5 separate regions of the Mus musculus genome follow, and all the other regions are linked to region 1. Evidence: chromatin loops called from intact Hi-C (ENCODE). Cell type or tissue: heart. All regions are shown on one strand. Each heading gives the region's core, and the rest is flanking DNA. Links, peaks and the distances in the headings are about the cores only. Region 1 holds the start of Gna12 (guanine nucleotide binding protein, alpha 12). Region 2 overlaps Gna12 (guanine nucleotide binding protein, alpha 12). Region 3 holds the start of Brat1 (BRCA1-associated ATM activator 1). Region 4 overlaps Gna12 (guanine nucleotide binding protein, alpha 12). Region 5 holds the start of Gm30745 (a long non-coding RNA gene).

Evidence for each region. Hi-C counts contacts between places; a loop is a spot of excess contacts. Peaks named below come from ENCODE experiments on the same cell type or tissue, not always from the same donor. Only the 100,000 strongest peaks of a DNase experiment are listed, where the experiment ranks them.
Region 2: it touches region 1 in a loop (2.9-fold over the local background); 13 of 42 quality-filtered maps call a loop at or near these places.
Region 3: a loop joins it to region 1, with 3 times the contacts of the local background. A loop is called at or near these places in 4 of 42 quality-filtered maps.
Region 4: a loop joins it to region 1, with 2.9 times the contacts of the local background. A loop is called at or near these places in 14 of 42 quality-filtered maps.
Region 5: it touches region 1 in a loop (4-fold over the local background); 8 of 42 quality-filtered maps call a loop at or near these places.

Annotation. Positions count from the first base shown.
Region 1 is chr5:140,826,788-140,833,147 of GRCm38, reverse strand. Gna12 (guanine nucleotide binding protein, alpha 12) reads left to right here and starts at 2,717. Exons shown (of 4, transcript NM_010302.2): 1 at 2,717-3,154. The coding sequence starts at 2,852. In heart, for the core only: a CTCF peak has its summit at 3,660; DNase peaks (open chromatin) are centred at 2,537, 3,177, 3,837 and 5,067; H3K4me3 peaks cover 3,020 bases; H3K27ac peaks cover 2,378 bases.
Region 2 is chr5:140,764,594-140,770,953 of GRCm38, reverse strand. The region is part of intron 2 of Gna12 (guanine nucleotide binding protein, alpha 12); the gene reads left to right. Among named protein-coding and RNA genes, the nearest start is that of Gm30745, 18 kb to the right of the region's middle. In heart, for the core only: no CTCF peak of the experiment used is centred there; DNase peaks (open chromatin) are centred at 2,413, 3,023 and 5,543; H3K4me3 peaks cover 536 bases; H3K27ac peaks cover 3,491 bases.
Region 3 is chr5:140,702,539-140,708,898 of GRCm38, reverse strand. Brat1 (BRCA1-associated ATM activator 1) reads right to left here and starts at 3,888. Exons shown (of 14, transcript NM_181066.3): 1 at 3,824-3,888; 2 at 2,803-2,946. The coding sequence starts at 2,929. In heart, for the core only: no CTCF peak of the experiment used is centred there; DNase peaks (open chromatin) are centred at 2,858, 3,198 and 4,008; H3K4me3 peaks cover 2,508 bases; H3K27ac peaks cover 3,017 bases.
Region 4 is chr5:140,773,731-140,780,090 of GRCm38, reverse strand. The region is part of intron 2 of Gna12 (guanine nucleotide binding protein, alpha 12); the gene reads left to right. Among named protein-coding and RNA genes, the nearest start is that of Gm30745, 27 kb to the right of the region's middle. In heart, for the core only: no CTCF peak of the experiment used is centred there; a DNase peak (open chromatin) is centred at 2,916.
Region 5 is chr5:140,746,350-140,752,709 of GRCm38, reverse strand. Amz1 (archaelysin family metallopeptidase 1) reads right to left here. Exons shown (of 8, transcript NM_173405.2): 5 at 4,439-4,567; 6 at 3,923-4,095; 7 at 3,379-3,555; 8 at 1-772. The coding sequence ends at 215. Gm30745 (a long non-coding RNA gene) reads left to right here and starts at 2,982. Exons shown (of 3, transcript XR_377171.4): 1 at 2,982-3,121; 2 at 3,394-3,550; 3 at 3,930-4,347. In heart, for the core only: CTCF peaks have their summits at 1,543 (motif pointing right), 2,921 (motif pointing right) and 3,516; DNase peaks (open chromatin) are centred at 2,999, 3,529 and 4,039; H3K4me3 peaks cover 540 bases; H3K27ac peaks cover 860 bases.

The DNA of each region.
Region 1 (6,360 bases), core at 933-5,932:
AAGGAATCAGACTGGCCTGTGGGCATCTTCTGTAGACCAATGTAACATAGGTGGGCCCAGCCCACTGCGGGCAGTGCCAGCCCTGGACAGGTGGCCCTGGGTTTTATAAGAAAGCTAGCTGAGCAGGAGCCAGGCAAACAAGCCAGTGGGCAGTAGTATTCCACAGTCTCTGCTTCAACCTCTTGCCTTGAGTTCCTGCCTTGGCTTCCAGTGGTAAACTGTAACTGTAAGCTAAAATAACCCCCTTCCTCTCCAAGTTGCTTTTGGTCATGGTCTGTCATCACGAGTACAGAAGAGCAAATTAGACACAGGAGAATCTGAAACTCATTGATTCAGCTGGCCTGGCTGGCCAGTAAGCTTCCAGAATGATATTCTCTCTCTCTCTCTCTCTCTCTCTCTCTCTCTCTCTCTCTCTTCTCCTGACCTCCACTAGGGATTGGAGCCACACACTAGCACCCGGGCATTTTCCATAGGTTCTGGGGAATCAAAAGTCAGGGGTCCCCGCTTGCTCTGGCAGGCACTTTACTGAGCCAGCCATCTCTCCAGCCCTCCGATTGTTTTATTAGAGCTACCCTGTAACTTGCCTCTCTCCCAGCGGTGTGGAGAGAACAGATGACATCAGATAATGTATGTAAAGCACTTTAGAAATTACAGCATGCCATATAAATGCCAGGGGTAATTAAGAGACTATTATGGAGTGCATGGATACACGTGTTTATTTCAAGCACTTTAGCCTTTTAGCAAATGTGAAGGATATGGCCAGAACCCTTGTCAAAGTCCCAAATTAGATACTATCAACAGTATATAATTTCTCCCATAAAACACCACAATGTGTCACTAAAAAAAAAAAGCTAAATGGCCCTTTAAAATAGTTAATGATTCTATAAACACCAGCATCAAGCTATTTATAAAGTTATTTGTAAATGTCTGGAGCATTTGCCGAAAACTGTGAATTAATTTAGGTTTTTAAAACTGAATAAGGTTTGAACTCTAGTCCATGGGTTCAGATTCCCCCATTTTCTGTCTTAGAAACATATTCTTAGGTGTCATGGCATGCATTTAGGAAGCAAAGGCGGGAAGATCAGGAGTTTAAAGTCATCCTTGGCTGTAATTTTCCCAGCCTGAGATAAATGAGACCTCTCTTAAAAGACAATAAACCGTGAGCTGGGGTGATCCCTTAGTGGGTACAGCATTGGCTTCAAAGGAGTGAGGACCTGTGTTCAGATTCGCTAGAATCCACACACAGCCAGACGCAGTAGCAGGCATCTGTACTCCAAGCAAGATGGGAAGTAGAGATGGGCTATCTTCAGTTTCTGAGCCAGCTACCCCAGCATATGCAATGGCAAACAATAAGAAACCCTGCCTCACACAAGGTGGAAGGCAAGGGCCAACACCAAAGGTTGTCTTCTGTTTGTAATAGAAAGTGGGATATGGAACAGGTACACATATTGAAAAAAAACATTTTGAGACAGAGTCAAGCTTTAGTCCAGGCTGGCCTCAAATTCCATATTTTCCTGTCTCGGGCTCTCTCAATACTGGGATTATATCACACAAGCTTGACCTCCTCTTGCAACATCATCTCTAGCCAAGATGGTGAGAGAGTTACTATGTAGCCCTGGCTGGCTTCAAACTCATCTCAATTCTCTTGCTTCTGTAATGATTCTCCATGCAGCACCAACACCCTTCAGACACCACACTTCAGACCACTATTCCACATCAAACTGCCTGAGTGATTATGACAAACACAGATGTGTGTGTGCGCGCTCGTGCATGTGTGTGCAAGTGTGTGTGTGTGTGTGTGTGTGTGTGCGCGCGCCAGTGCACATACATACAAAGGCCAAGAAGTCGCTCAACTGCCTCCCCTCTGTAACGTTTCAAACAGCTTCTCTCACTGAACCTTAAGCTTATCATTGGGGCTAGGATAGCTGCACAGCAAGTTACTGGAATTGGTCTTATCTTGGGTTTTGAGAGGTGGGGTTACAGGCACAACTGGAAATTTGAACTCATGTCCTCACACTTTCACAGTTCTTTCCCACTGAACCATCTCCCCTTAATCATATTTTAAGAAAGTGCCTAGGGAGACCCATACAATAATTTTGTTTGTTTGTTTTCTCCTTATTTGGGGCCCATGTAACACTCAAAGCAGCTTTTGTTTGAAAATGATGACCCACCCTGCTTCAATGTTTTTGGAAGGAAAACGACTGAGCTTTCTCCCTAAACTTAAGAGCAGGAGGACCTCATCGCTATTTCCCAACTTTGCAGCCACATCTTGGGCTCACAGCCGGACCAACCTGGGAATCAAGGCAGAGAGTCACTCTGTACACCTGGCACTTTTGGCCTCGCCCCATTTCCCACAACTTCCAATCCCAAGCGTAGTTATTGTGACTGACAAACGATCAGAGCACTTCTAATTGGTTGCGAAGGGCTTCAGCTCCTCCTCCTCAATGGCCCCACCTCCCTTTCATTCTGAAAGAAAGAAGTTTGCTCAGCAGTCCAATAAGAAGCTCCCTCATCGAAAAGATCCCGCCTTTTTCGGCACCGGCTCCGCCCCAAGGACCACAGGAGTGCCCGCCTCCTCCAAGGCACGCTTGTCCAGTAAAAAAGCGCGCTGCCCAAGATAGAAGACTTCCCAACCAATAAAAGAGTTTCTGCGCGGCGCCGCCCCGCCCTCCGCGCCTTCCCCTCCGCCCCTCAGCCGGCCCGGCGAGTGAGGGCCTCGGGGCGGCGGCGGCGGACGCAGCCTGAGGGAGCGGCGGGCGGGGCGGCGCCTGGCCCGGCAGGGCCGCGCCGGCTGAGGGGCGTCCATGGCGCGCGGGCCCCAGCGGGGCGCGGCCGCGGCCTGAGGGCGGCCATGTCCGGGGTGGTGCGGACCCTTAGCCGCTGCTTGCTGCCGGCCGAGGCCGGAGCCCGCGAGCGCAGGGCGGGCGCGGCGCGCGACGCGGAGCGCGAGGCCCGACGGCGCAGCCGCGACATCGACGCGCTGCTGGCCCGCGAGCGGCGCGCGGTGCGGCGGCTGGTCAAGATCCTGCTGCTGGGCGCCGGCGAGAGCGGCAAGTCCACCTTCCTCAAGCAGATGCGCATCATCCACGGCCGGGAGTTCGACCAGAAGGCGCTGCTGGAGTTCCGCGACACCATCTTCGACAACATCCTTAAGGTGACGCGCGGCCCCGCCCACACACACCTGGTCCAGGTGGCGCGCGGGCCCCGCCCCCTTTGTTCTCCACGGACCCGCGACCCTGCCACCCGGCGCCCCTCCCTTCCAATAGGGACCTCAAGCAATGCAGTTGGGGTTACTCCCGTGACCTCCCAGGGGCGCGATAGATTTGCAGAGCCCTGGACGCTTGGGGACCGTGGGAATGCAAGCTGGACCACTCTCAGGGACTTGGGTTACAAATAGGGTGTTAGGGCTGGACACGTGGATTGAGGGTCGCCAACTCTCCCTGTCCCTCCAGCATGCAAAGTTTATAGTGTAGGTTGGAGGACATCAGCCTTCGTTTTTTATTTGTAAATGAGAATTGACCATTTTATTCCCCCCACCACACACACACACACACATTATATCATATACCCCAGACTGGCCTTGAACTCACTCTGTAGCTAAGAATGACCTTGAACTCCTGATCCTTTCTCTCCTCAACTTCTCAAATCCTGGAATTACAGAGGAGGAGGGCGCTGTGTCACCATACTTTGTTCGTGTAGTGCTGGGATTGAATCCAGAACTTCATGCGTGCTAGGGAGGACATTACTAACTAGACTAAGTTGCCAGTGTTTGTATTTTTGAGATAGGGAGTCATGAAGCCCAGGCTGGCCTTGCCATGTAGACAAGGCTGACCTTAAACTCCTTATCCTTCTGACCCGTCTCCCCAGTGGTAGGATTACAGGCATGTGCCACCCATACTTTGTTCTTTAAACCTTTTAGTATGGTGATTTAACATACACACCAAGTTAGGTGAGATGTTAGAAGGAGCTTCGAGACACCCACTACCCAGCATTGAAACAAGGGTCAGTTCTGTGCCAATCGTGTTCGTCCCTAACCACCTCCCTACCTGTACCCCCGGCCTCACCCCGACCCCAGTCTCCAAGTTAATCCAAGATATATAGTTGTATTAGAAAACATCTTGGTATGTGACACTAAACCTGCTTTAAAAGCATATGTACAGGACCATTATAGAACTAAAAAAAGGAAGAGGAAAAAAAAAATTAGACTAGGAATATGGTTCAGTGGGAAAGCACCAGTCTAGCAAGTACAAGCCCAAGGCGTCCAACCTCTACACTGCAAAACACAAAAACAAAGAACCTTCCAGAAGCCTTCTCATGTCATTCAGGGTCCACGTGTCCTTCATTGTTGCATAGTTGTTTTGTCTGTTTGAACTAGATGCAATAATCCTCATGTGGTAATGAACTCAAGGTCCTGTCCCTTGTGCCTTTTATATTCTGTGCCGTATATGTGAAAGAAACAGTCATGTTGACAGAGTCTAGGATCAGTGTTAATACAGTGAGTCTTTGCAGAAGGGTCAAAAAGAAAGTTGTGGAGAACTGGGCCTGTAGCTCTGTAAGTCTCTTCCAATGTGCATAAGGCCCTGGGTTGAGTGTGGGATAAACTGGTCAAGGTAGCATTCTCCTGCATTTTGAGATTCTCCTGCACTGTGGAGGTAGAGGCAGGAGGATTTAAGTTCAAGGCTTAGCTGCATGGACGGTTTGAGGCTAGCCAGGACTATGTGAGAGCCTGTCTCAACATTGGAATAAGATGTAGCAAAAGTCTAGACACAGAGTCTATTCTGCACCTAGATTAGCTTCCTCGTCAAGTTTCTCATCTCTCTTTTTCTTCTTGATTCTTTCCAAGCCCCTGGTTTTTTGGGGGGTGGGGGGACAGGTCTGAGGAACACGGTTTCAAGCAGGTAGAGAGGTTTGTCTTATCAGAAAAGCTACCCTCGAAACTAGATTTTTACAGGGCCTTGGTTTTTTTTTTTTAAGTTAGCAAGGGGACGCAGAAGCCCATCTGGGACACGTCTTTCAGTTCGGCCTTGAGAAACCTTGGTGTAGGGCGGTTGGGCTGGGATCCTGGGAGCCAGACTTCCGGGCCAACACTCCCACACTCAACATGTTTGTTACTAAATGTTTCATTTTAATACAAGTAGCTCCTCTGGGTTCAAGATGGGGAAAAAATCTTATGAAGGAAAAATCACACACTTTTCACCTTCCAGAGAGAGCCTCGGGGAAGCAAGGGGTTCTGGCCAAGTGCTTCATAAACATTAATGCAAACCTTAAAGGGATGGGTATATTGTTCAGAATTCCCGGCATCTTCAAGGATTTTGTAAAACTTGACTGTCACTCAAGGCCTGTTTTCCAGCATCTCCTTTAAGGAGCCTGGTTTTATTTTTGCTGCTTTTCTGAACCCCAGAGCCAGGTAGGCTTGGAGGGCTCAGTTTCTTTCAGCTTGGGAGGCAGAAAAACTATTTGGGAACATAGATCTCAAGTCTACTTTGCTCTATTAAGTGCGTTTTAGAGAAGTCAGTCTCCTTCCTGTGCTCATCAGCATCCCCTTTTCCTGGCTTCCTGTGCTCATCAGCATCCCCTTTTCCTGGCTTCCTCTATGATTTTGTTGAAAATATCGTCTGGGTCTTGTAGTTGGAAATCTTCTCCTTCTGTTCCTATTATTCTTAAATTTGGTCCTTTCATCCTGTCCCAGATTTCTTGGGTGTTTTGTGCCATGAACTTTTTAGATTTAGCTTGCTTTTTTTGACATAAAACCTCTTCCTGAGTCCTTCCATCTCCAGGACTCCCTCAGTTTGTGTTGTCTTTATTGCTTCTAGTCCCATTCTCAGGTCTTGGACAGTTTTATTCGTTTCCTTCACCGGTTTGATTGTATTCTCCTTAAGGGATTTATATATCTCCTCTCTATAGGCCTCTATCATCTTTATAAGATTGGATTTAAGGTCATCTTGTACTTTGGCTATGTTAGGATATCCAGGGCTTGCTGTAGCAGGGTAACTGGTCTCTGGTGATGCCATGTTGCCTGGCTCTTGTTGATTGTGTTCTTACACTGCCCCTTAGCTATTGTCCCTCTTGTTGTCTGGATGTTCTCAATGTCAGCAGGACTCCTGGGGAGGCAGGCAGAGCCTGAGAGTGGATCAGTGGATCGCAGGAAACAGGACACTGCTCACCTCTGCTGGCTGTGCCCCAGTGGACCTGGCAGGCTGGGGATTAGTGGGGAGGGTTATAAGCTGGATGTTCCTGCCCCTTACTCCCCCCTCAGACCTTGGGGTGGGAGCAGAACAGCAGGGAAAACCATGGGCCAACAATCTTTTACTGGCTTCCTTAGCAACAGAAGCAGGACTTGTTAATAAGGACTCTGCTTGT
Region 2 (6,360 bases), core at 813-5,812, 62 kb after region 1:
ACCATGTGTATACCTGGTACCCAAAAGATTCTAAGGGAGACCCTTGGATCCCCCAGGAACTGGAGTTACAGGGAAAGGGTTGTGAGGCACCTCATAAGTGCTAGGAATGAACCCTGAGTCCTGTGCAAGAGCTGCCAGTGCTCTGAAAGCTGAGTCAACTCCAGACCTATCTTATATTTAGAGGCAGGGTCTCTCACTAAACCTGGAGCTCACCAATCGGTAGACTGACTACTAGCCATCACTACTCCCAGTGCTGGAGTTTCAAACACACACTGCCATGCCCTGGTTTTTCCGTGGGTTCTGAGGATACTTCACCTGCTGAGCCAAACCCCCCAGCCGGCCCATAGATGACTGCTTTAATTTACCATTAACATGTTTGAGTTCCCTCAAGTTCTCCGTGCGTGCAATATCAGGAGGCCATGCACTTTAGTTGCTGTGTTACATTGTGTGGATGAACGGTGTTTTCTCCACTAAGGACAGTGCTGCTGTGAACAGCTCTGTCTGGAGCTTAGACCTGGGTCTTTGTGCATGCTGGGCAGGATCACCACTGAGTTCCATCCTAGCCCTCTTCTCGATGTATATTTTGGGACAGTCTCACTCAGGTGCCCGGGCTAGCCATGAACTTGAGATCTCCCTGTCTCAGCCTTCCTAGTGGCTAGGATTGCAGGCCTGAACCACGAGACCATACTGTTAGGAAGCTTTTAAATGAGAGATAAATATGGACAGTGCTCACTAAGGGCTTTATTCTTTTAGGGTGTGGTTTCTCCCTTATGTCCAGCATTATCCTGTTTTCTGTGAGAACTGGAGCCTCTTGGTAATGGTAACTTTGCTGATTTTTGTAGTGGGGTCATTCCCTGGGGAGGAGTCTGTCTAGGTAAGCATTTAGAGAGCTGTGAATGATGAACAGCAAACAAGCCTGCTATGATGTCCCCCTTTCTATCCTTGCTAGTACAGACAACTGAACCTGAGAGAGAGCGCTTTGTGAATGTGCATATGGGGATGCACATTAGCATGCACACTTGCTTGTGGCTGTCCTCAGAGGCCAGAGAGGGTGTTGGATTCCCTGGAGCTAGAGTTATAGGCAGTTGTAAGTCATCTGATGTGAGCACTGTCAACCAAACTCCGGTCCTCTGGAGGAGCAGCAAGTGCTCTGGCCCCCATTCCCACCTCCCAATTTCTCAATGAACATTCTCTTCTAAATAAGAACCCACTGGCTATAGGGTAGAATATGATAAAAATAGTGTATCTTCTCCAGCCAGCTTCAAGAAGCTAAACTCTGTGATGTACCTCTATTTACCAAGCTTTGAACTTTTTCAAAAAAAAAAAAATCAAGTTAAATTCTCCAAAATGTGGAAAACATGTTGCTTTGAGAGACAAGTCATTGACACCTTTCAAATGTCCTCTTTGTCCAAAAAGTCCCTGCTGCTCAGGCTATGGGAAGATGACACTTCACCTGGCGCTATTCCTGCATAAACGGCTAATGTTGCTCCAAGGAGGTACCCTGAGGTGGCCTGGCGTTGGCTTCTGAGCATTCCAGACTGTGCTGTGAAGAGCCCTCTTAGTGGCCCTGCTGTCAGAGGAGCCCCAAGTCTCCATTCTTGAACAGCTGGCACATTGGTTCGGATTGGTTTGAGACAGACTCTTCCCTACATCGCTCAGGAGCTCCCTGCCTTAGCCCCCCAAGTGCTGGGATTACACACATGTACCACCACTCCTGGCCCGACACCAGTTCTAGAAGATGAAAAGCTAGGCCGGGCGTTTACTTCACATCCATAAAGGGGAAAAGTGGGATGTTAGCTAGGATTTGCACTCTGCTTGGTTGGCAAGTTGGTTTCATATAAGCAGTTTCATTCATTTGTTGAGTTCTTCCTGCCTGGGCCTGTGCACTCCCCTCCACAGGGACCTGTGTGGAAGCTGTCTGCTGGTGACAAACGAGCAGAACTTTGTTTATTTTGTGGGAGGGTAGTGCTAGGCGTCAGATCCAGACCTCATACATGCCAGGCAAGTGCTCCACCAAGAGCTCCATCCCAGCCCTCAGTTTGCTTTATATTTTGACAGGAGCTTGCCATGCAGCCCAGGCTGGCTTTGAGTTTAGGGTGCTCTTGCCTCAGTCAGCTGCTGCTCCTTCCTTCCTTCCTTCATCTTTCCTCCTCCTCCTTCATCCTAACCCTTCTCTTCCTCCTCTTCCTCCTCTTCTGCTCTGAACCAGCCTTAGACTGTGGGCCTCTTGGTGTCACCTTCCTGGTGCACATGAGTCTGGTCTGTGAGTGGCAGGTGTGTCACAGTGTTAGCCTCAGACAGTAGCCGGAGTGGATGTTTACTGTGTCAGACAAGGCCTTGACTCATCATGAGCCAAACAAGAGAAGCATCCCTCAGAGGACCATTTGTGCTGGAGCTGAGCATCTGCCATGTGAAGCTGTCACACTGGCAAGTTGGCAAGTGTATGCTGCCATTCATGGTCAGATGAGGTCATTCTGTGTCTACATCTCCAGCGGGACATGGGAACAGCAATTCTGCTATTTACACCACTGTGCACACCACCGTGTGCGGGTGTGTGTGTGGGTGTGTGAGTTGGGGCGGGGTCTCCTAAAATCCTGATAACTTCTCATCAGCAGAACATTCAAGAAGGGAGAGCCTCTGAGAAGAGGAGAAGGCAACTTCTGTTTGTTATCTCTGGTCAGAAGCCAGGAAGGAGATCTCAGCTCCTTGTCCAAGTCCAACTTGAGAGTGCTAGTTGAAGGGATGGCTTGCTGAGTCAGTGGTCCTGGGGCCACAGGCTCAGGAGCCAGAGCATCAGGCAAGAGGCAGCACAAGGGCTCTTTATGAGGAGCAGGAGGCCTGGACAGGCCCTACAGGGGAGCCTGGGCCTCCCTGCCCTCAGCCTGGCCTCCCAGCTGGCCGCAGCGCCGGGGCTGCATGGCAGAGCTTGCCTCTCCTTGCTTCAGAGAGCCCACTGCCCCACAGCACGGATGACTCAGTGTCTGGCAGGCAGAAGCTGCTTTGAGCCTTTTCCTTTCCCTTTTGTTCAGCCTGGAGTGGGGGAGGTCAAGGCCTTGTCATATCCAGCAGGAAGATGCTGTGACCCCTTCCCTTTGGCAAGCCGCCATCGGCAAATGGGAGGGACCGTCATAGGCCTGGCCCCTCATTGTCTTTCAGCTCCGTGCCCCTGTTCTTTGAGAGGAGCTACTGCCCTTATTTAGATGGCCTAGTGTAGTCTGTGGGAGACACGGTTGCACTTCACTGCTGGCAGAGTCTGATCTGTAACCTTTTGTAGTCCACACTTCTGTTCTCTCAGGCCATGCATGTAGTGAGGTGAAGAGTTCAGGGGTGTGTGTGTGTGTGTGTGTGTGTGTGTGTGTGTGTGTGTTGTATATGTTACAGAGTATATTTGTGCACGTGTGTACACATACATGTAGAAGCCAGAATGTTAACATTGGGAATTTTATTCTCTCTCTCCATCTTAGCTTTTGAGCTTAGCTTTTAAGACAAGGTCTCTCTCTCCCTCCCTCTCTCTCTCTCTCTCTCTCTCTCTCTCTCTCTCTCTCTCTCTCACAGACAAGGTGTCTCTCACACAGAGACAAGCGCTCTCTCTCTCTCACACACACACACATGAGTGGGAAACTATGTGACTAAACCATCTTTCTACTTTTAACTTGCTTTTTGACTATGGCCAAATTAACATCTAAACTTTGGTTTCTTCAACTGAGAAAAAAAGGAGATTTTACTGAACCCTGTGTGTATGTGTGTGTATGGTGTAGTACTAGGGGGATAGGGTCAGGACTTGGCATGCTAGACAAGCATTCTCACACCAACCTGAATTTTCAGCCATGGCTTTGGAGACAGAGTCTCACTACGTAGCTCAAGGTAATCTTGTGCTCTTGATTCTCCTGCCTCAGTCTCCCTAGTGTTGTGACCACAGACCTGTTGCCACCACTTTTGTTAGCAGCCCCAGCTTTTCATTTGTTTGTTTGGGATGTTGCTGGCCCAGGTTCGTTCATGTGTTCACTCTGTAACCAGGCTGGCCTCAAATTCAGAGATCCACCTGCCTCTGCCTCCTAAGTGCTGGGATTACAGGTGTGAGTCACCGCTGCCCAGCTCCGGGTTTTCATATCTTAACACAAGGATGTTGGAGGCTTGAACTGCTGAGTGGTTTGGTTTCCAAGTCTTTGCTTTATTTGGGAATGGGGTAAAAGTCCAGGGGCTTTCCAGACACAGCTGAAGAGACAGGTGCTGGCTCACAGCTAGGACTTCCCAGCAGACGATTGGGTTTGCTGACTGTTTAGTAGGAGCTAAGCCAGTGGGTGTGTGTAGGTCCTTCTCTCTGCTTGGGGGTGTCTACACAGGTACTAGACAGTGGACAGTTTGGGGTCATTAAACTAGGAAAGGGGAAATGTCTAGCATAATCAGCCTTGAAAAGTACACATTGAACTGACAAAATGGCTCAGTAGGTAAAGGTGCCACTCAGGCCCTAGAGCCAACTCCTGATGGTTGTTTATCGTTCTCTCTCTCAATCTCTCTCTCTCTCTCTCTCTCTCTCTCTCTCTCTCTCTCTCTCTCTCTCGCACGCGCACACACACACACACACACACACACACACACACGTTAAGAAAGCCAGACATTGTGACACACACCTTTAATCCAGCTTTCAGGAGGAAAGAGATCTCTGAATTCAAAGTCAGCCTGGTCTACATAGTGAATTAAAGAAGCCAGAGCTATATGGTGAGACACTGTCTCAAAAAAACAACAACAAAAAAGAGTCTCTAAAGTGTTTTAAAGGGGTAAAGACGTGTGACTTTATGCAGTAACCAGGACCTCTGAGGCTCGAGGCACTGCTGGGGCTGAGAGCACTGGGAGTATGACATTCTCTTTTATAGCTCATAGTTCCTTACCTCTAAATACTCCTTCCCATGGCTGGATAACTACAGCCACACTGTAGCAACTGAGAGCCACAGATGCCTTTCCTCAGGTAGTATAGCACGTAGGAGCAGTCCAAGTCCAGGTGTCATCTGTGCCCTCATCTAGGTGTGTGACTGACATTGCCATGTTCTTTTAGCTGCCAGGAAAAAGACCTTTCTCAGCTGTTCCTCGGTACCCAACACCCTTGAGGAAGGCCTCCAAAGCCCTTGTGCACACCACTGTGCTGTCTCACCAACTCTGAGTCACTACTGCACTGAGTAGGGACTCTCCTTCCTCCTGCTGATGCTACCACCTAAGCTAGCGAACAGAAATGTCTAACAATCGTCAGCCTTGAAAACATACACACTGCTGCCAACCATGAGACACCCTGGTCAGAGGAGGGGACAGTGTTCCTGAGGATGACACCCAAGACTGTCGTTCAGCCTTTGCCTTCATGCACACTCAAACACACACACACACACACACAACTCTCTCACGCACCTAAAACCCCATATAAGGACTCTTCCTTCCTTCTGCTTATGCTACTGTCTGAGTAGAACTAACAGGGAATGGCCTAGGCTGTGAGCTGTCACCACTGCCCAGCCTGCTGGGATGACATGGTGGAGCCACTGTGATCCAGCAGCTTCCTGCCTTTGTGTTGAGGGAGGAGACGGGACCAGGAGAGGGGAAAGTCAGCACAGGGGCTTGACCCACTTGGTCTCTTGAAACGCTGTCCTTGCAAGCCAGGTGGGACAGCTCTGTGAGGAGCACAGGTCGCCTAGAGAGGTGAGAACTCGTTTCTGAGCCTTAGGTGCCTCTTTCCACCTCAGAGCTTGACTGCCAACCACCAGGGCTGCCTTGCTGCTTATTGTGGGGGCTGATACAGGGAAACTTGAGTGCTGCTGTCCCTAGAACAGAATCCTCTCCTTTGAATCATCCCTGTGACCTTCCCTCCACTGCAGGAAGGAAGTGACTGTTCACCTCTTCCTCTGGGCCATCTGGGACAAGGGACAGAGAAACAGACAAACAAGAGCTGGGCTCTGTGTGTACATCTGCTGTCTCAGCACAGAGAAGGCTGAGGCAAGAGGATCACGAGTTGAGGCTAGCCTAGGCTGCATCATAAGACCTATCTCAGAGGTTTTAAAACTAGAACAACAAAAAATAAACCACACTTAGAGGCTGATGGCCCCTGTTCTCAACCTTTTGTCAGAAAGTCACAAGCTATAATGGGTGCCCTGTCATGGCCTGAAGACCCACTTGTGATATGGCCTGGGTGGCAGTGTATTTGCCTCACAAGCATGCAGACCTGAGTTTGAGCCCCAGAACCCACATAGGAAACCATGTGGTGGCACATGTTTGTAATCCCAGCATCTGTAGGCAAAGACAGGAGAAACTCTGGGGTGCCTTGCCAGTTAGCCTAGTTGATTATCTCTAGACCACTGAGGAGCCAAGTGTCAGAGAATG
Region 3 (6,360 bases), core at 982-5,981, 120 kb after region 1:
AAGCCAATCTAACGGACAAACGTAAAAACTGTTCCCTTCAGCATGAGCAACATTTTGGGGTTTTGAGGCAGGCTTGAATTTGTTAGGTAGCTGAGGACGGCCTTGAACTGCTGAGCCTCCTGCCTCTACCTTCTAAATGCAGGGATTATGGGCATGTAGCACCATGCCTAGCTTTTTCTTTTCTTTTCCTTTTTGTTTTTCTAGACAGGGTTTCTCTATGTAGCCCTAGCCTAGGACTCAACTCTGTAGACCAGGCTAGCCTTGAACTCACAGAGATCAGCCTGCCTCTGCCTCCTGAGTGATGAAATTAAAGACATGTGCCACCAGGCCTGGCCCTGGCTTTTTCCTTTTGTTGGGAAAGTAAGGGACAGTTGCTAGGGACTGAACCCAAGGCTTCACCCAGTGAGCTACATCCCATCGCTTCTTTGTTTGTTGTTATTGATTTTGCATTTGTGTTTGTTTGTTTGTTTGTTTTGGAACAAGTTCTTCTAATCCAGGCTAGCCTTGAATTTGCCGTGTAGCTGAGGCTAGCCATGAACTCCTAATCCTCCCACCTTTGCTTCCCAAGTGCTCTGCCATATCTGGCTGCCAGCCCCCCCCCTCTCTCTCTTGCTTTCAAAAGGATCAAGGTTGCCTTGAACTCACTGTGTAGCCGAGACCATAAACTCACAATCCTCCTGCCTCAGTCCCAAGTACCTGGGCTAATAAGCCTGCACCAATAGGCTCAGTTCTATTATGTTGGACATCTTAAAAATTACAGGAAACTGGGAGAGAGGTGGGAACTGCCTGCCAACGGATACCTAGCTACGCTGGGAACAAAAAGTTTACATAATGAGACCATTCACCCCCTAACTTGACTAAAGCCCACTCCACTGGCACACTTCATTTCCTATCCATTCATTTTATATGCATTTTCAAGATAGGATGTCCTTCTGTAACCCAGGTTGACCCTGAACTATGTAGCCCAGGCTGGCCTCAAATTTGTAGCAACCCATCTGTCCTGGCCTCCCAAGTGTTGAGATTGTAGACCTGAGTCACCATGCCCCGCTGAACTGGTAAACTTTGAATGGGTGGACTCTGTGCATGTGAATCATATCTCAATAAAGCCGTTTAAGAATACTTGCAGGACAGATGTAGTGGTACACACACTTAAACATGGCAGACGGAGGCAGAGCCAGGTAGACCTCTGAGTTCAAAGCCAGTCTGGTCTACACAGTAAGTCCAGGCCCAGCCAGGGCTACACAGCTGAACCAAAAAACAAGCTGCCTCCAAAAAACAAGATGGTTCAGTGGGTAACAGTGCCTGTCCTTCAATCACGAGGACCTGAGTTCAAATCCTCAGCACTCATATAAAAGACTGGGCATAGCTGCAAAAGCCTCTAATCCTAACTAGAGAATCCCAAGAGCTTCCTGGGCGGCCCAGTCTCCTGTAATAACAGACCTTGCCTCGAGGCAATAAGGTGGATGGAGACGAATGGCAGAAGATATAATGTCCTCCTGCCCTGCTCTGACCTTCCGAAGTACATGTCTGGGTGTGCATGCAACACACACACACATGCAAGCACACAGACATGTATCACACATATATAAAAACACGAGGCCAGGTATACTAGCATACTCTTTTAATCACAGCACTCAGGAGGCAAAGGCAGGAGGATCTCAGAGTTCAATGGTTCGAAGCCAGTGTGGTCTATAAAGAGAGAAGGACAGTCAAGGATACAAAGAGAAACCATGTCTCAAAAAGCAAAATACACAAATTCAAAACCTAATTACAAAAGTACAAGGCAATAAACCTTGTAGGATTCAACTAACATGTTACCTTTTAATCATTTTAAATTCCATAACTTAGAAAACAGGTGAGACAAAACACAAAAGAAAAGGTAAGGGCTGGGGTTGAAGCTCAGTTGATCAAGGGCTTGCCTGCTATGTAGGAAGCCCTGGCTCTATCCTCAGCATCTAATACAAACAGGGTGTGATGGTATATACCGCACCATCCCAGCATCCAGATCTACACAAGGGAGGACCAGAGGTTCAAGGTCATCCTTGGCTACGTTAGAATATGCTTCAAAAGAAAAGAAAAAGAACAGAATAAGCCAAAGAAGAAATGAAGGAAGGAATTAATGACAAGACAAGGCTAATGGAACCTGTCTGAAGAACATGATCAACCAATCAAACAGGAGAGGTAAAATTTTCATTTGCCCAGGAACTCTCATGCTCAAGGAAAACCAGTATAGCACTTAAAAAAAAAAAAAAAAAAAAAAAAGAGTCGTGTGCGCACTCCTTTAATCCCAGCGCTCAGGAGGCAGACACTGGCAGATCTCTGAGTTCCAGGTCAGCCTGGTCTACAAAGTGATTTCCAGGACAGCCAGAGCTACACAGAGAAACCCTGTTTCAGGAGAAAAAAAAAATGGAAACACATACAACAATGCCAGTGATTAAATTAAGGTCCACCCACACAGAAAGGATGTAACTCTGGCTGGCCTTGAACCCAAATTTAGCGTTGTTAATGTCCTCTTGTCTTGGCTTTTAGATGACAGGTCCCACCACACCCACCCAGAGATCTGACTTCTTCAAGACAAGCCAGATACATAGAAGACAGCAAAACAAGGTAGGTGCGTGCTCTGCAAACTCCTAATGTGAACTGTGGTCGGAGCCAATGGGACTGTCACTACATGACTCCACAGTTCAGGTCAGTCCCTAGTACTCCATCTCCCCTCTCCCTGATCAGCCACAGCCACAGGGCCTCAAGGAAATGAAGTAAAGACACCACGTGGATGGACAATTCTCTAAGCCGTGTCCTCACCTGCCTCTGTCACTGTTTTAAACCAGTCCAGCAGTTTCTCCAAGCAGGTGTCATCTGCCACCAGCTGTCTGGGATCTGCCAAAACAGCACAGAGAGCCGGGAGGAGCCTGGAGCATTCTGGGTCCATGATCAGGCAGGCAGTTCCTACAGAGGAAGGGAGAGGTCAGCCACAGATTTGATACCAACTACCCTAGTTACAGGCAGCCTAACTGGGGGATGGGCCCAGACAACTTCACGTGGACCAGAACTCTTTTTTTTTTTTTCCTGAGACAGAGTTTCTTTGTGTAGCCTTGGCTGTCCTGGAACTCACTCTGTAGACCAGGCTGGCCTCGAACTCAGGAATCCGCCTGCCTCTGCCTCCCAAGTGCTGGGATTAAAGGCAAGCCACCACTGCCCTGTGGACCAGAACTCTTAAGTCCACAAAGATGCTAAGCTCAGTCCAGGGGAACCTGGACAAGAGGATTGAGCCCTAGAAGCTGCTCTGTGGGTGAGGACAGGTTAGTCAGAGCCACAAGGCCTTTGCTGTCAAAGCCTGTTAACTTGGGGGTTTGGTGTTATGGGGTGGGGGTGTAGCTGTCTATTAACCTAGCTGCGAGAACAGTCAGGGGATCAGCCAGGTGCGCAGGAGACTGTTCACCCAGGCACCTGATCCCTAAATCCGTTCCCAACGGTCAAGAGAAACCTGGATGAGACAATCCTCCAAGCCACGGAGGAGTGCGCAGGAAGGTGGGTGTCACAGCCCAAGTCGATAGAGGCTGCAAGTGACAACCCCGCGGCCTCCAACTAAGTGTCTCTTCAAGACAGAAATATGCATCTTGGAGGGCAATGATTTTTGTGCTGTCTGGACCCTGACATGCATCGTCCGTACCTCCCAAATCCGGGTAAGAGGTGCGCTCTCGGCGACTGCGAGTTAGCCTAGGGGTTCTAATCCCGCCCCCGCATCCCTCCGCTACGGGAATTAGGCCCGAGAGTGCAAAATGCACCATTAGACTGCCTGGCCGAAGCTCGAACTCCGCCTTACCAGGATCTCCACCCCGGCCTGCGTGCGCCTCGCCCGCTGAGGTTCCGGTGTCTAAGGCAGGCCCCGCCTTCCCCTCCGCAAATTCCGCTTTACGCTGGCCGAGGCCCCGCCCTCCCCAGGTCCTGCCCCATCTCAGAGTTCGCTTCACGCAACGCGAGCCTGGCCCAACAGCACAGGCCCCGCCCCGCCGCGGGAATTGGCTCCACCTCGCCAGCTTCAAGTCTCACTCCGCCTTCAACGAGGCCCCACCCCTCAGACACCGCCCCTGACGGAAGTTCCTCTCCACGTTGCTATAGGCTCCGCCCCTCAGTGTTGCTCGGGTTTCCGTCTCCACAGGCCCCGCCCTAAGTCTGTACCACGTGACGGACATGGGGAGGGGTGTAAAGAGCGGGGTTGACGCGCTTGGAGACCAGTGATGACCCTGCCGTTCCGATCACCCCTAAGGTTCAAACCCTGTAAACGCGCTCCAGCTGTGTGCAGTTTGGCATTTTCACACTGTATCAATCTCTCGGAATTATCACGTCCCCGCCAGGGCGTTCTATGGTACGTGCCCACGCAGGCAGTGGGCGGAGCGTCCCCAGGCGGGCTCGGTGTGGGCGTGGCTTTCCGCTGGGAGGCAAGGCCTCGCTGGCCTCAGGCCACGTGTCTAGGCTTTTTTTTTTTTCCTTTGGTTTTTCGAGACAGGGTTTCTCTGTACAGCCCTGGCTGTCCTGGAACTCACTTTGTAGACCAGGCTGGCCTCGAACTCAGAAATCCGCCTGCCTCTGCCTCCGGAGTGCTGGGATTAAAGGCGTGCACCACCACACCCGCCTTGTGTCTAGGCTTTTAAGGTCTCCGAATTTTACTGGGTCTTCTAGCCCTTGCTTTCAGCTTTAGCGTTAGGTGTGGGCAGCAGCAGGTGAGTCAGCACAGCCGGTGCTGAAACCCTCGGTTCCCACAGCGGGTAGCGCTAAACTCCGGGGTCTAGAGTGTCAGGACCCTCCAGTCACCAAAGCCTGTATTTCTGTAGCTCTTCACAGCCCCAGTCCTCTATCCCCGCTTGCCTTCTGTCTGCCATCCATTGTTACCAACTCTTCACAACTTCAGCCTGCTCTTCTAATAAAGATTAAAAGTAGGCCATCGGGAACTAGAGAGATGGGTCAGTGGTAAAGAATACCTTTTACTCTTCCAGAGGAACAGAGTTTGGTTCCCAGCCCCGAGGTCTCACACACACACATACACACACACACACACACACACAATCTCTTTTAGGGCATGGTTCCCGAATGCCTAGAGATAGAGTAAGATAATGCTCATCTGCCCTGGAAATCAGACCTGTGAGCTTGGTTGTCTCTATCTTGGTAATGGGAGACCCCAGCATGTTGGGCTTCTGCAGAAAATATCACTGCAGGCTGGAGAGATGGCTCAGCTGTTGAGAGCACTGACTGCTCTTCCTAGAAGTCCTGAGTTCAATTCCCAGCAACCACATGGTGGCTCACAGCCATCTGTAACGGATTCTGGTGTATCTGAAGACAGCTACTGTGTAGTCATACACATTAAATAAATAAACAGGGTTTCACTGTGTAGCTCTGACTGTCCTGGAACTCTATAGACCAGGCTAGCCTCAAACTCAGAAATCTGCCTGCCTCTGCCTCTGCCTCTGCCTCCCAAGTGTTAGGATTAAAGGCATGTTCCACCACTGCCAGGCTAATAAATAAAATCTTAAAAAAAACAAAACCAAAAAACTACTCTGCGTTTACATACTGAGTCTGGGCTGTTATTCTTTGGCAAATCATGGGTCCTTAGACAAGCAAGAAAAAAAAAACCTCCCAGGAGAATCCTTGTATTAAGCTTAATGTTGCAAAGCCACCCAGTTGCAGAGAGCTGTTTACTCAAAAAAATGAATGTGTGCTGGGGAATAGTCCCTTTGCAAGCCTAAGAACAGGAGTCGCCAGAATCCATAAAGGAGATGGGATGGGGGCGGAAGGGGACAAAATAAAAGGAGGGCATAGCGATACACATTTGTAACCCCAGCATTGATGAGGCAGACAGGATCACGCGCGCGCGTGCGCGCGCGTGTACACACACACACACACACACAGAGGCAAATGACATACTGTTTTCATCTATCACTGGCCTGCTGGGCCACCAGGGAAGTGCTCCCTATCTGGCCTGGGTTGGAAAGCCACGGAATCCTGGAGAGTTCAGAGAGGCTTGTGATAGCAAACCGTCAGCTGAGGGTTTAAAGCAGTTGGTGCTGGCCCATGGGCAGTCTTATCCTCATGGCGCCAGACCCCAGGTCTAACAACTAGGGAGTCAGTCACCTTGGCCCCCAACATCTCAGTTTCTTTACAGAAAAAAAACAAACATGTAAATAGGCTGATGTCCCCAATCTCAAATCTTGCGTATCGTTAAGGATGGTGCTTTATGCTCTCTTTTCAACTCAACATGGCGACCCTCGGAACCTCTGCCCACTGGACTACATAGTTGCAGCCAGTGTTTGCCGAAATCCAACCCGGGCTCCTGAAGTTGGATCTGAGAGCATGGCTTCCAGGTAG
Region 4 (6,360 bases), core at 555-5,554, 53 kb after region 1:
TTGGTGACCTTGCCAAATCCAAGGCTCTCTTCTTAGAGCTGGGTTACCCTGTGGTAGGACATTGATGCATTTGTGTTGGTTGTGTGTGTAGACTGTGAATATCCACACAGAGTGTTTACAACCATCTGTGTCTTCCCATTGAAGGGCCATGGCACCCTTGTTGAAAGCAGCCACCAAAGTAGGCTTGTTTTGAGACATTCAGTTCTGGTCCACTGGCCTGTGCGCCCCTCTTTTGTAGGGCCACACTTGGGATCAAAGCTGTGTAGTGAGTTTAGGGTTTTGAAATGTGCATTCACTTCTCCAGCTTTAGTGTCTTTTTCTCACTATGGCTTCCATTTACTTTCCTCTGAGGACAGTGATGTCAGGGATTTTGTTGTTGCTGCTGTTCTTGTTTGCTTGTTTATTGTTTTGGAGGGGGTGTTGAAACAGGGTTCACCTGCCTCTGCTTCTTAAGTGCAGGAATTATGCACATGAACACCACACCCAGCAAGTTATTCATTAAGAAGGCTACTTAATGAATGAGAGGCAGAATTGGGTGCAGTGATAGTGTACCTCAGTAGTAGAGCCCCTGCCTAGCACCTGGACTCTATCCTTAACATCTGGACCTGTCACAGGGATCAGCAAGCTACAGCCTAGAGGATAAATGTCGTGTGGGTCATTTTAGTATGCTCCCCAGCCCCAGCTAAGAACAAGAATATGCAGTAGAAAAAACTATTTGTAGCCCACAAAATCTAGAATAACTGGTTCTTTATCAAAGATATTTGTTGACCAGATATAGAGATGTATTTTTAAATATCTTTACTGATCAAGGCAGCAGGGCTATGGATGGAGATGGAAATAAGCAGAAAGCAGTGTGAAGTCAGTGTGCTCACAGCATCGCCCAGCTCCACACAGAGCAACACAGGAAGAACAGGGGCAGAGGCCCTGCAGGGGGATTTTCCTGAACTCAGGCGCTTATTCTTTATGTATACAGGACTCACGCAGGCACATAGACGCATGCACATAGACGCATGCACACATGCATGCAGCCACCTACCCCATCTCTCCCCTCTCCCCTCTCCCCCGCCTCTCTGCCTCTGCCTCTGCCTCTCCCTCATTTTAAGATAAGCCCTTGCTCAGTAGCTCAGGCTAGCCTGTAACTCATAGCAGTCTTCTAGGTTCTGGGATCAAAGATGTGTGGCATAACATCTGGACTGGAAGAATTCAAAAGACAAGTCCAGGCAGGTGTAGAATTGCACACTTATAATTCCAGCACTCAGGAGGTAGACATAGCAGGATCAGGAATTAAAGACCAGCCTGACCTGAATGTGAAGTTTGAGACCAGCCTAGGCTATATGAGACCCTGCCTGAAAGCAACAACAAATATGCAAACCCAAGAGGGAAAGATTAGTAAGGTAAGTACCATTAGACCAAGCCTCCTCTGCCATCAGAGGTAACATAGCCATGGAAGTGAGAATGTGTGCAATTGTAAGCTCAGGTGCCAGTGCCTAGGCCATTCCAGGAACTTCCACACTGTGTCTGCAAGAAACAGGCAGCTCAGTAGGAAAATGAAGTAAATACACAGCCACATAGGGACCTGCCATCTCAGCATGCCTCGAGACATCCAAGAATTCTAAAATGCTGCAGGGACGGGCATCCTGCAGCTCTCCACACTCCACACTGGTGCTCACAAGAAGGCAAACCTGTGCTCCCAATCTAGAGGACAGATTGTGTTGTTACTGAGGTAAGGGTGTGCGCGCCCCGTGGCACAGGGCAGAAAGATTGTGTGAAAAGGCTCACCGTGGCATTACTCAACAGCCACAAATAACCCAAATGTTCCTTGGAAGTCAAGTGGGGAGCTAAAAGGTTTTATTCATGGCTGTGAGCTCACTGCACAGTGAGTCCCTCAGATGGTTCAGATGATACATACATTCAGGCTGTCATACGAATTTCCCGTGGCATCCCTCTTTGTTGTTGTTGTTGTTGTTGTTGTTGTTGTTGTTGTTGTTGTTGAGACAATCTAATGTGTCCATACTAACCTTGAACTCCTGGTCCTCCTACCTAAATGCTCGGTTTTCAGGTGTACCCCACCACAACAGTTGTGTTTGGTATGGACTCAGGGCTTACCAGGCAAGCGCTCTGCTCACCTGAGCCCCAGTCTAAATGTCATATGGTACAACTGGGCTGCACTACAAACTCAACTGCACTGTGGAGCAGGGCATAATGAGGTATGATAAGGGCACATAGATTCACATGCAAAGAGAAAAGGCCTGAACAGTAACACATGCCTGCAATCTTAGTGTCTCTGGGACTTGCTGGCCAGCCTATGTGAATGGATGACTGGTGCTATCTAAATAAATACGTGGAACACCATCAATCTCTGCACGGCCCGCCCACGCACACGCATGCACGCACGCACGCACGCACGCACGCATGCAACTACACAGAAATAAAAAGAGAAATCCCTAATGTTGGCACAGGTTACCTTTTAAAGATAAAGTGAGGGTTTTATGAGGCTGCATCTGGGGTTCAAGTCATGTCCCACTTTGTAGCTTGTTTAGACAAGTTCACACTGTGTAGCCCTGGCTGGCCTGGAACTCAGACACCCGCATGCCTGTGCCTCTGGAATGCTGGGATTAAAGGGTGCACCACCTCACCTGGCCCTGTGAGTTCTGTTGTATCGGTTAGTTGTATATTAGTATTTTATTTACTTCTCTGTCCCAATTTGCAATGTTGAGAACTGAAAAGGAAAGCAAGGAGCTGACTGTGCAAAGCTGATTTGTGAGGAGGTGAGTTGTGTTGTTTATAGGAGGAAAAGCAAACAGAAAGGAGGCAACCCAAACACTCCCTAGGAGCTGGGCAGCCAGATTAGAGCTCAGAGCACTCCTGTGTAAGGCCAGGAAAGCTAAGGGCTCTGGGTGCTGACGCGGCAGGAAGGCCCTGATCCTGCCGTGAAGGAAGCAGGCAGGAACCAGGACACATCTGTCTGTCCTGTCGTTGAGGACAGGCACATGTGCCTTGGGCATAGACGAGTGAAGTCTGTAGTGGCTGGACTACCTCTGCTTCCATAGTGGTCACATATGCCCACAGCCACAAAACCATACGTTCTCTGAGTTGACTGTTGTCATCTCACGCGAATACGGAGTTGGCTGGGCTGATCTCCAGTTCTCTGGGGCTCAAATGATCTTCCTGCCTTAGCCCCTAAGGGTGTTGGGAATACACATGTGCACTGCTGTACCCAGCCCTAAATGATTTTTGTTATGTTTATTTATTGTTTGTGTGTACATGGTCATATGCTAAGAAAGACTTGTGGTCAGAAGACAGTTTCTGGAAATCAGTTCTCTCCTGCTGTGTTGGTCTGGGGATTCAAACTCAGGTCATGCGGCTTGATGGCACATACCTTTACTCACTCGGCCTTCTTATCAGTCCCTAGATTATTTCTATTTTTAATTGTGCTCAAAGCATATTATTTTTGTAATCATAAAAGCCATGAGACATTTTAGGGATGGATTGTAAAAGTCAGACCCTGCAGAAACATGTTTTATGAAGTCTGTGTAGCATTTACAAAAGCAGGCTTTGGATTTAGCTCCCTTTGACTAGCTGTAACGTGCTGTGTGCAAGTCCCACCTCCTTTTACCCAGTTCAGCAGGGAGCAGGGGCCTATGCCCTCCAGGTCTGCTGCCTGTCATTGAAGCCACCGTTGCCTGGCTGTGTGGGGCAGCAGTCTCTCTCAGGCAAATTCTGGGAGATATATATATATATATAGGCATGTCCAGCACCACCTCAAAATCCCTCCTTCAGAATTTCTATTGTGCTCCAACCTGGGAGGTGAGTTCTGAAAAGAGGGTTCCCAGTGAGTGCAGGAGTTGAGCCGAGAGTGGAGCCTGCTGCAGCCTATATTCCTCACAGCTCCATGAGAGGAAAACTGTAGGTCAGACCACAGGAGGAACTGGGGCTTTGTCCTTTCAAGGAGGCTAAAGATGATTCTCCAAAGAAGTGAGAGAGGAAACGCTGACCTTAATAAAGCCTGGGTAATAGTCACTCCGGAAAAGCAAGGTCTGCCCTGATCTGGCCATCCATCCTTAGACAGGGGGACGCCTGACTTACTGGCTCATAGTGCCTTTTGCCTTCCTTCTGTTTTTAATTGTAGAAGAATGTGCTTTTTTATTCTGCAGTCCCTTGCCACCATGCCTATAGCTGAACAGCCTTACTGAGTGCAGGTCAAGGTGTGCATACCTGCTGGTGGGGCCTGCTGAGTGCCGTGGATATCACCATCTAACACGAAGGTCAGGAGATCAGAAAGGGAAATGCTTCATACTAAGACCAACTCAGAATCTTGTCATTGGGCCAGGGAGGAACACGCATGCCACTGTGCACTTGTGAAGGACAGAGGACAACTCTGAGGAGTTGGTGCTCTCTTTCCACTGTGAGTTCAGGCAATCAAACTCAGCTCATTAGACCTGAGCCACAGCACTTGAACCACCAACTCTTCTCTCCACCTTGTTTGTTAAACAAGGTCTCACTGTGTGTGGGTTAGACTGTCTAGCTAGCCAGTCCCTGGGATCTGCCTGTCTCTACCCTCTACTTCTGGGCTTACCAATGATGGCTGCCATGACCAACTCTTTATACAGATGTCAGAGATCAGAATCCAGGTCTTTTTGCATAAAAACACTGCCTACTGAGACATCACCCTCCCCACACCAGCACCCTTCCTTTTTTTTTAATGGCACCATCAAGATGAGTATCCACCCCTGAATGAGCAAGTCCTATGCAGAGCCAGTGCCCGCGCCTGTGGAGACCCATCTGTACAGTTCAGCTCACACTCCAGCTCATGCTCACGTGAGGTCTCTGCCATAGCCACGTTTGTCTCTCTTGCTGGCAGAGAGTGTGTTGCTGTGTTAGTTGTCCAAATCTTCTCAAAGTGCAGTCTGGGCCCTTCACCCCTGAATCAACTCCAGGAGACTGAATTAGGACTCAGCATATCTGTAGGATGCTCCTCAGGTATTTCTGATACCCTCTTGTCCCTACCATGTCTGCCCATTTAGAAATCTACTATAGTTCCTAGGCATTATGGTTCCTGCCCTTCCTAGGAAATCCCATCTCTTAGAACAAGGAGCCTAATCTATCCTGCATTTGGTGCCCAGGCTTCTTCAAATGCACAGAGACCAGGCAGTTCTGTTTCTCTGCTGTGTTTATTGATGGAGCTAGCAGAGGCTTCCAGCTACCAGCTGAGACACCAGGCACAGGGATCCTAGGCTCTCGTGACTCAAAAGAAGGAAAATCAATCCTTTAAACCGTGTCTCCCATTTGAGCAGAGTTTCATGGTATTGGCCTTGAGCTCATGATCTTCTTCTTACCTCTGCCTCCAAAGTGCTGGACTTACAGATATGCCCTGCCATGGGGGCCCCTCAAGCCTTGATTCTCACGTCGACTTCCACCTCTGTTGTTCTTTACTAATCTCTATTCAAAATGTCTTCAGGCCCCATCACTTAAGTTTCTGTCTCCCAAGGCAGCTCAAGCTGACTCTTGCCTCATTTCAGTCCACTCTGTGGTAAGATTTCAGCCAGATTAAGGCTATAAAATAGAAAACAGTTATGCCTTGCATGTCTATAATGCCAGCACTCAAGAGGCCAAGGTTAGGAGGATTGCAAGTTTGAGGCCAGCCTGGGCCAACGGGTGTGTCTATTAGAATAAACTTAGACACCCAAAATACTGATTAGAAGGGAACTTGTTTTACATGTTTAGAAAGCTAAGTGACAGGCTGGAGATTGAGAGATTGTTCCGATGCTCTTCCAGAAGATTCTGGTTCCATTCCTGGCACTCAGCTATAACTCCAGTCCCAGGAGATCTAACACCTGCTTCTGGCCTCAGTGGGCCCCAGGCACACATGTGATAGACAGATAAATGAGGCAGAATACCCAAGCATATAAAATAAAAAACGTAGGGAAATTTTTATTTAAAAAAAAAAAAAAACAAACACTAAACTAAATTTGCCTGTGACAGCTACTGCTTTCTGCACCTCAGGTCCTGTCCTTTGGTCTTAAGAGTCTGGTTCACTAATCTATCCCAAGAACACTGACCAGATCCTCCATGATACCTTAACCTTTAAGAACATAAGGCACAGGCTTTGCTGCGTGTTCTCCTGACCTTCACCTTTAATTGGATGTTTGAGTCAGGAGAAGGTGTCATGTTCACAGAGCACACATTATTCTCTGCCCACTCAGACATTTGGCAGATCTTGTCCTGAGATTTTTGCCATCAACCTGGGGGAAAAAAAAAACAACAACAAAAAAACCCAACTTTTATTTTCCTTAAGCTTGAACACAAATGGTTATAGATGTCACAAGCTGTGGTTTGAGAGAGTCACTTAGGTTTCTGGGA
Region 5 (6,360 bases), core at 524-5,523, 80 kb after region 1:
TCTCAGCGTCCTCTGCAGGCCACACAACATGGGAACCCTGTGGGCAAGCACCCAAAGAGCATTTCTTTAGCTTCTGGGGAACCTTTGTTTTAACCCTGCAGATACCAGAGGACCCTCAGTCACTGGGCACCCCTGGTTGGTGAGTATCCTCAGAGGAAAAAAAAAATAATGCCAGGAGCTGACTTCTCGGCATTGGCTGGTCCATCTTGCCAGGTTAATTCTCTGCCCCCCAGCGGCAGTGGGAAGAACTGGCCTTGGCAAATCTTCGTGAGCTCAGCCGGCGCCTCAGGGAAGAGAACTTGTCTCCCAGGACCCTGCGCAGTCCCACATTATCCTTGCCACAGGGCACGTGCTGCTTGGTCACCGGGAGCTGCCCTGTGAACATCTCCCACCGGCTCAGGGCATCCACAGCCGCATCCACCTGGAGCAGCTCCTCTTCAGCTCCCTCCCTCTCCAGGGTCTGGATGCACGCAGTCAGCCACTGTCCATACTCCTCCATGGCGTCCACCGGCCCCCCGAGGGTCAGCGACACTTCTGAGGCCATGAGAGAGCCCAGCCCATCCTCAGATACTGGTTCAGGTCCGTCAGGGAAGGGATGACTCCACCCATCAGGGGTGACAGGCTCTGACGGGCTGGTGACAGGCTCCGTGTCACTCTCACAGCCCATGCCTGAGTCAGCACTGAAGGGTAAGGTGTCCTCCGACACAGATGGCTCCCCAGCCTCTTGACCAGACCATATCTCCACCATCACCCGAGTCCAAGCATGGAGTCTCTGCGGGAAGAAATATAGGCTAAGGTTGGCGATGGAGTCACTGAGGACCACCCCAGGAGCCGGCATGGAGCTGGAGCCATGAGGTCCCTGGAGGTGGGTCTGAGGACTGGAGTCCAGGCCACAGCCGAACTGGACTTTCCAACTCCCAGAAGCCCACCTTTCACACGTACTTGGCAAGATGGCTGTTAACCCAGCCACTGCTCAGAGTTAAAGTACATGACGATTACAGTTAATCTGAACTTTTATGTGTTTGTGTGTGTGCGCATGTACACACACGTACATGTGTAGGGTACACACACGTGCATGTGGAGGCCAGAGATCAATACCACGCATCCTCATTTCATGCCTCGTTTTTTTGTTGTTTTTTTTTTTTTCGAGGCAGGGTTTCTCTGTATAGCCCTGACTGTCCTAGCTGTCCTGGAACTCACTCTGTAGACCAGGCCGGCCTTGAACTCAGAAATCCGACTGCCTCAGCCTCCCGAGTGCTGGGATTAAAGGTGTGCGCCACCACGCCCGGCTCACACCTTGTTTTCTGAGACAGTCTCTCACTGAGCCGAGAGCTCACCATGGTTAGACTGACTGGCTAGAGAGCTTCTTAGACCCTACTGTCCCCAGCATGAGGGTTGCTTATGCCTGCCCCACACCCAACTTTTTATTAGCTGCCAGGAAACCAAATTCACATCCTCATACCCACTAAGATATCTTCCCAGCCCCTACAGTTCAAACTTTGTTTCCACTGGGTAATATATATATCCTGTACATGTAGTACCCACAATGGCCAGAAGAGGGCGTCAGATCCTGCAAACCAGGAGTTAACTGGCAGTTGTGAGCTACCAGACATGGGTACTGAAACCAAACTATTCTTAAGTCATCCCTCCAACTCTGAAGTAAAATGTTTTTAAATCAAATGTTTTTTTTTTTTTTTTTTTTTTTTTTTGGGTTTTCGAGACAGGGTTTCTCTGTATAGCCCTGGCTGTCCTGGAACTCACTCTGTAGACCAGGCTGGCCTTGAACTCAGAAATCCGCCTGCCTCTGCCTCCCGAGTGCTGGGATTAAAGGCGTGCGCCACCACGCCCGGCTAAATCAAATGTTTTTAAATCACATTTTCTGCCCCTAAATGCCACCTACCATCAGCTGTCCTGTGACATGAGCTTCCCAAAGCACATCCCCAGATGGATGCCCTTGTGTGACACAGCACATGCCCAGATGTGCTATATATTGTGTGACAAGATATAGCTTTGAGGCTAGGTCTCACTTAGCTCTGCGCCCCCTGTCAGATCCTCAGGGACTGTCCTAGTGACAATGAGCTGACCCCACCTCCTGCAGCAGCTAGAGCCCTGCTAATTCCCATGCCCTACCCCCAGAAGGACCTGGCCACCCCAGGGTGCCAACCTAACTCCTGGTGACTTACATCCTCTCAGCTCCATATGCACACCATGGCACCTGCACACACAAACAGATGGATGAATAACAAACCTTATAAAACTGAGAGGGAGCAGGAGAGATGGTTCACCAGTTAAGAGCACTGTCTGCTCTTCCAGAGGACGCAGGTTCAATTCCCAGCAACCACATGGTACCTGACAACCATCTGTGACTCCAGTCTCAAGGGACCTGACCCTCTTCTGACCTCCATGGACACCAGACACACACATGGTCCACATACATGTAGGCAAACACTCATACAAATAAAAATAAAAAGCTTTGCCGTTTTTCTTTCTGGTTTGTTGATTTTGTTTTGTTTTTGTTTGTTAGTTTCAAAACAGGGTCTTCCTATGTAGTTCTGGCTGTCCTGGAACTCACTATGTAGACCATGCTGGCCTCAAACTCACTGAGATGCCTGGCTCTGCCACTGGAGTGCTGGGATTAAAGGTTGAACCAACACCACAAAATCAAAGAAGAAAATGCCTGTGGGGAGAGAGGCTTCCCACAAGTAAGTAAGTTGAGCCTAGGCACTGGAAACAGCTGATTTTTACACACACAGGGATATGCCCTCCATGCACTGAAACCTTTAGCTTGATTTCAACCTAAGGTGGATTTCGAGAAAAATAAGCAGCATTTGTATCTGACCTCAAACCCTGAGCCTATGTCATGGTTTGCAAACGAGCCTTCCTACAGAGATAAAGGCTGGAGGTTACTTGTAGCAACACTTCATGCTGACAGCAGAGGGCAGCACCTCCTCTTCAGCTCAGCCAAGAGAGGCTCTGTGGCTGGCTGCCCCTCTGGACACCAACTTCCCCTTTGTCCTAGGAGCTGCACTACCTCTGGGTACAGGATCTCCCGTGTCCACCACGGAGCCGAGGGGAGGAAAGAGGACATGGACATGTAGAGAAGGAGCCTTACCAATGCTCTGTAAATATAGCACTTATGGAGGGGAGGGGTGCTCTCCTGCACTATTCCACACAGAGCAGCCTGATGCCACTGCTACTGCCACCAGCCTGAGTGTTCCATCTGCCAGAAAGACCCGCAGCCCACCCTACCCTCTGGAATGATGGTGCATGCATGTCATTTGGTGTTCTCTCTGTCTCTATCTCTATCTCTCTGTCTCTCTCTATACACACACACACTCTGTCCCCTCTCACTTCCTCTGTGTGGCTTCCCCGCCTCACCTTGTACCTCTCCAGGAGCCTGAAGCCCAGGAGGTGATGCAACTTCCTCAAGCAGATGGGACAGAGGTCCAGGGGCCGACGGAGCACCTCATCCAGGCTAAGCGCCCCCTGCAGGAGGCAGCGGAGCCAGCGACAGCTCCCCAGGCCCAGGAGGTGGCAGAGCTCATGGCAGGTGACCTAAGGGGGACAAGGTACCAAGCCTCGCCTCAGTCTCAGCATCCTGGAACTCCCACCTAGGGATCCCCAAGCCACTGGGCAACCCTGGAAGAAGTCCAACACCCTGGGTAACAACGGATCCCTAGGCAGTGATCCAAGCATCCCCCTTACTACGTCCTCCGTAGTGGCTCTAAGAGGCCACACAGCATGAGGAGGCTTAGAAGCCAGCCAGACCCAGGGCCAGACCCCAGAACCCTTTGGGTCATCTCTTTGTGGTCTTGAGCCGTGGGGTCTTTTAGTCTTGGATCGCTCACTCTTTAAAGTTAGGGACCCCTTTTAGCACTGACTACGCAAGGGGCCTCTGAGCCTTCCTGTCTCCTGTGCTCACCTTGCAGCACTGAACCATGCCCAGGGCGCTGAAGCACAGGGTCCGTCCTCGCTCACGAGGCAGCGTCTCGGGGCCACCTGCTGCTGCTGCCTCCAGCAGAGCTGAGTCAGGAACACTGGACCCGGCCTGCAAGAACTCTCCAGAGAAGCGAGCGAAGCTACACACACCCACTTCTGGGGAGAAGCCAGAAGAAGTAGTCCAAAGGACAGCCATGGCTCAGGAATCTAGGGTGAAACCACCCCAGCACTTCCTGCAGCCCAGGACAGCCAGAAGAGGAAGTGGTCCCCTGGCCCTGCCATATGCAGTTGACTCTGGGGACCAGCCCCTTGCCCAGGGCCCGTGAGAACATAGCCTCAAGCTTGTGCACACACCCCACCCCACCCCTACCCCCACCCCCACCCCACCCCTACCCCCACCCCCACCCCCAGGAGAGAACATATATGCATGTCCTGCACTGGTGTGCTAAGACCACATCATTCTGCCTCCTAGGCAACAGTTGCTAGGACCTCAGCTCACCGTGCCCCGGAAGAAATCTGCCGAAGGTGAAGGTCCAGGCATCATGGGGGTACAGGTCAGCCAGCGTGAGGCCCAGCACGCACAAGGCATCCCCTGGCTTGTTGTTCTTCAAGAAGGACAAGATGCCATCTGCAGGAAGAAGGTAGGGCAAGCAGATGAGCCTCCCATTCCATCCCTTGGTCTGGGACCAGCCCCTCTCAAAGCTGGATGCAGCAAGCCACATCTGTGGTGAGACCCGGAACCCAGATCAGCTAAAGAGGAGATGACCAAGGAGCATGGACCTGGCCTGAGAGTGAGGCCATGGATCCCTAGGGCCAGTCACGTCCTGGGTCTCTGTCTCCTGAGCCATGAGAGCCGATCTGGCTATAACAAGGCCCTCACCTTCCATATGAGGAGGCCGAAGGGGCAGTCGAGGGCTGAGGTGAGTGTAGTGTTTGCCATACAGACACAGAGCCCGAGTCTAATCCCCATGACCCAGGTAAGAAAGCCAGTCCCAGGGGCTTGTAATTCCAGCACTGGGAAGGCAGAAACCACTAGATCCCTGGAGCTCACTGGTCAGCCAGGGCAGATTAGTGAGTCCCATAGCAGTGAGGGACCTGCTTCAAGAAAACCAAAAGGGATATCAGTGAATGAGGAAGACCAGACCTATGACATCCCCCCTGCCACCCCCACAAGTACTCTCTCACACACACGTACTCTCTTACACACATACATATACACACTCACACATACACTCTCTCATATACACATATTCTCACACTCATGTACTCTCTCACACACATACACACTCTCTCACACACACATATTCACGCACACTCATACACTCTCAAATTCACACATTCGCACACACACATTCACATAGCCTCACACACACATTCACACACATATTAACACAGTCATAGACTCTCATGCATACTCACACACATTCACACACACACACACACACATACTCTCTCACACTGGAAGACACACACATGCACATACACACACACACATGGCAAAAAGAGCCCAGGAAAGAACAGGCACCTGAATAGTTACCCAAAAAATACCCACACCCAGACCCCTAGGCCCAGTGAGAGGTCCCTCAGCTGTGACTGTGGGTGAAGAGGATCGTGGCTCTGCATCGCCCAGAGAGTCAAGGTCAGAACAAGGAACCTGAGCTACTCAGGGAAGAAGGAGGGAGAAGAGGGAGACCTGGGTGGCCAGTGGGGCCCTGGAAAGCCAGGGGAGTGACCACAGAGGAGGAAAGGACACGAGACAAAAGAGCTGCCCAAGGAAGTCTGCTGTGGACAGAGGCAGAGAAGGAAGGCAATGGGACTAGGAGCGCCTTGGTGAAGATCAAGATGGAGAACAGCACGAGAGAGGGAAGCAGCTGCGTCTGGGTCTGCTAGGCGCTGCTAACAAAGCATGGAGTGGAGCCTCTCCGCGGTTGTGACACAGTACAGAGGGGAAAGAGCGCACTGGAACAGAGGCAGGCCAGTGAAGGAGAGGGGGGCCAAGGACTTGCGAGTACCGCTAAGGGCAGGCATCTCTGGGGAGAATGTCCCAGCTGCATCCCACTCGGAGGATGGAACTCGGGGATGATACAGGGAGTGGTGGGTAAGGGAGAGCTGTCAAGTGTGGGAGAGGACTGAGACACAGGGAGACAGAGAGGGTAAGAGCACAGGGCTATGTGACCAGCTTGAGACCATCCTAGTTGGGAAGACAGAGGCAGAGTGAGGGATGGAGGGGTTGTCAGGAGGACGTGTTCACAGTCCAAAGTGCAGGTGATGTGGTTGCTGGTTACAGAAATGTGGGGTGTACCACTGTCCCTACGTTTTAGAAAGGGCTGGTGAGATGGCTCCGTCCTAAAGAGCACTGGCTGCTCTTCCAGAGGTCCTGAGTTCAATGCCTACATAATGACTCACAACCATCTACAAAGG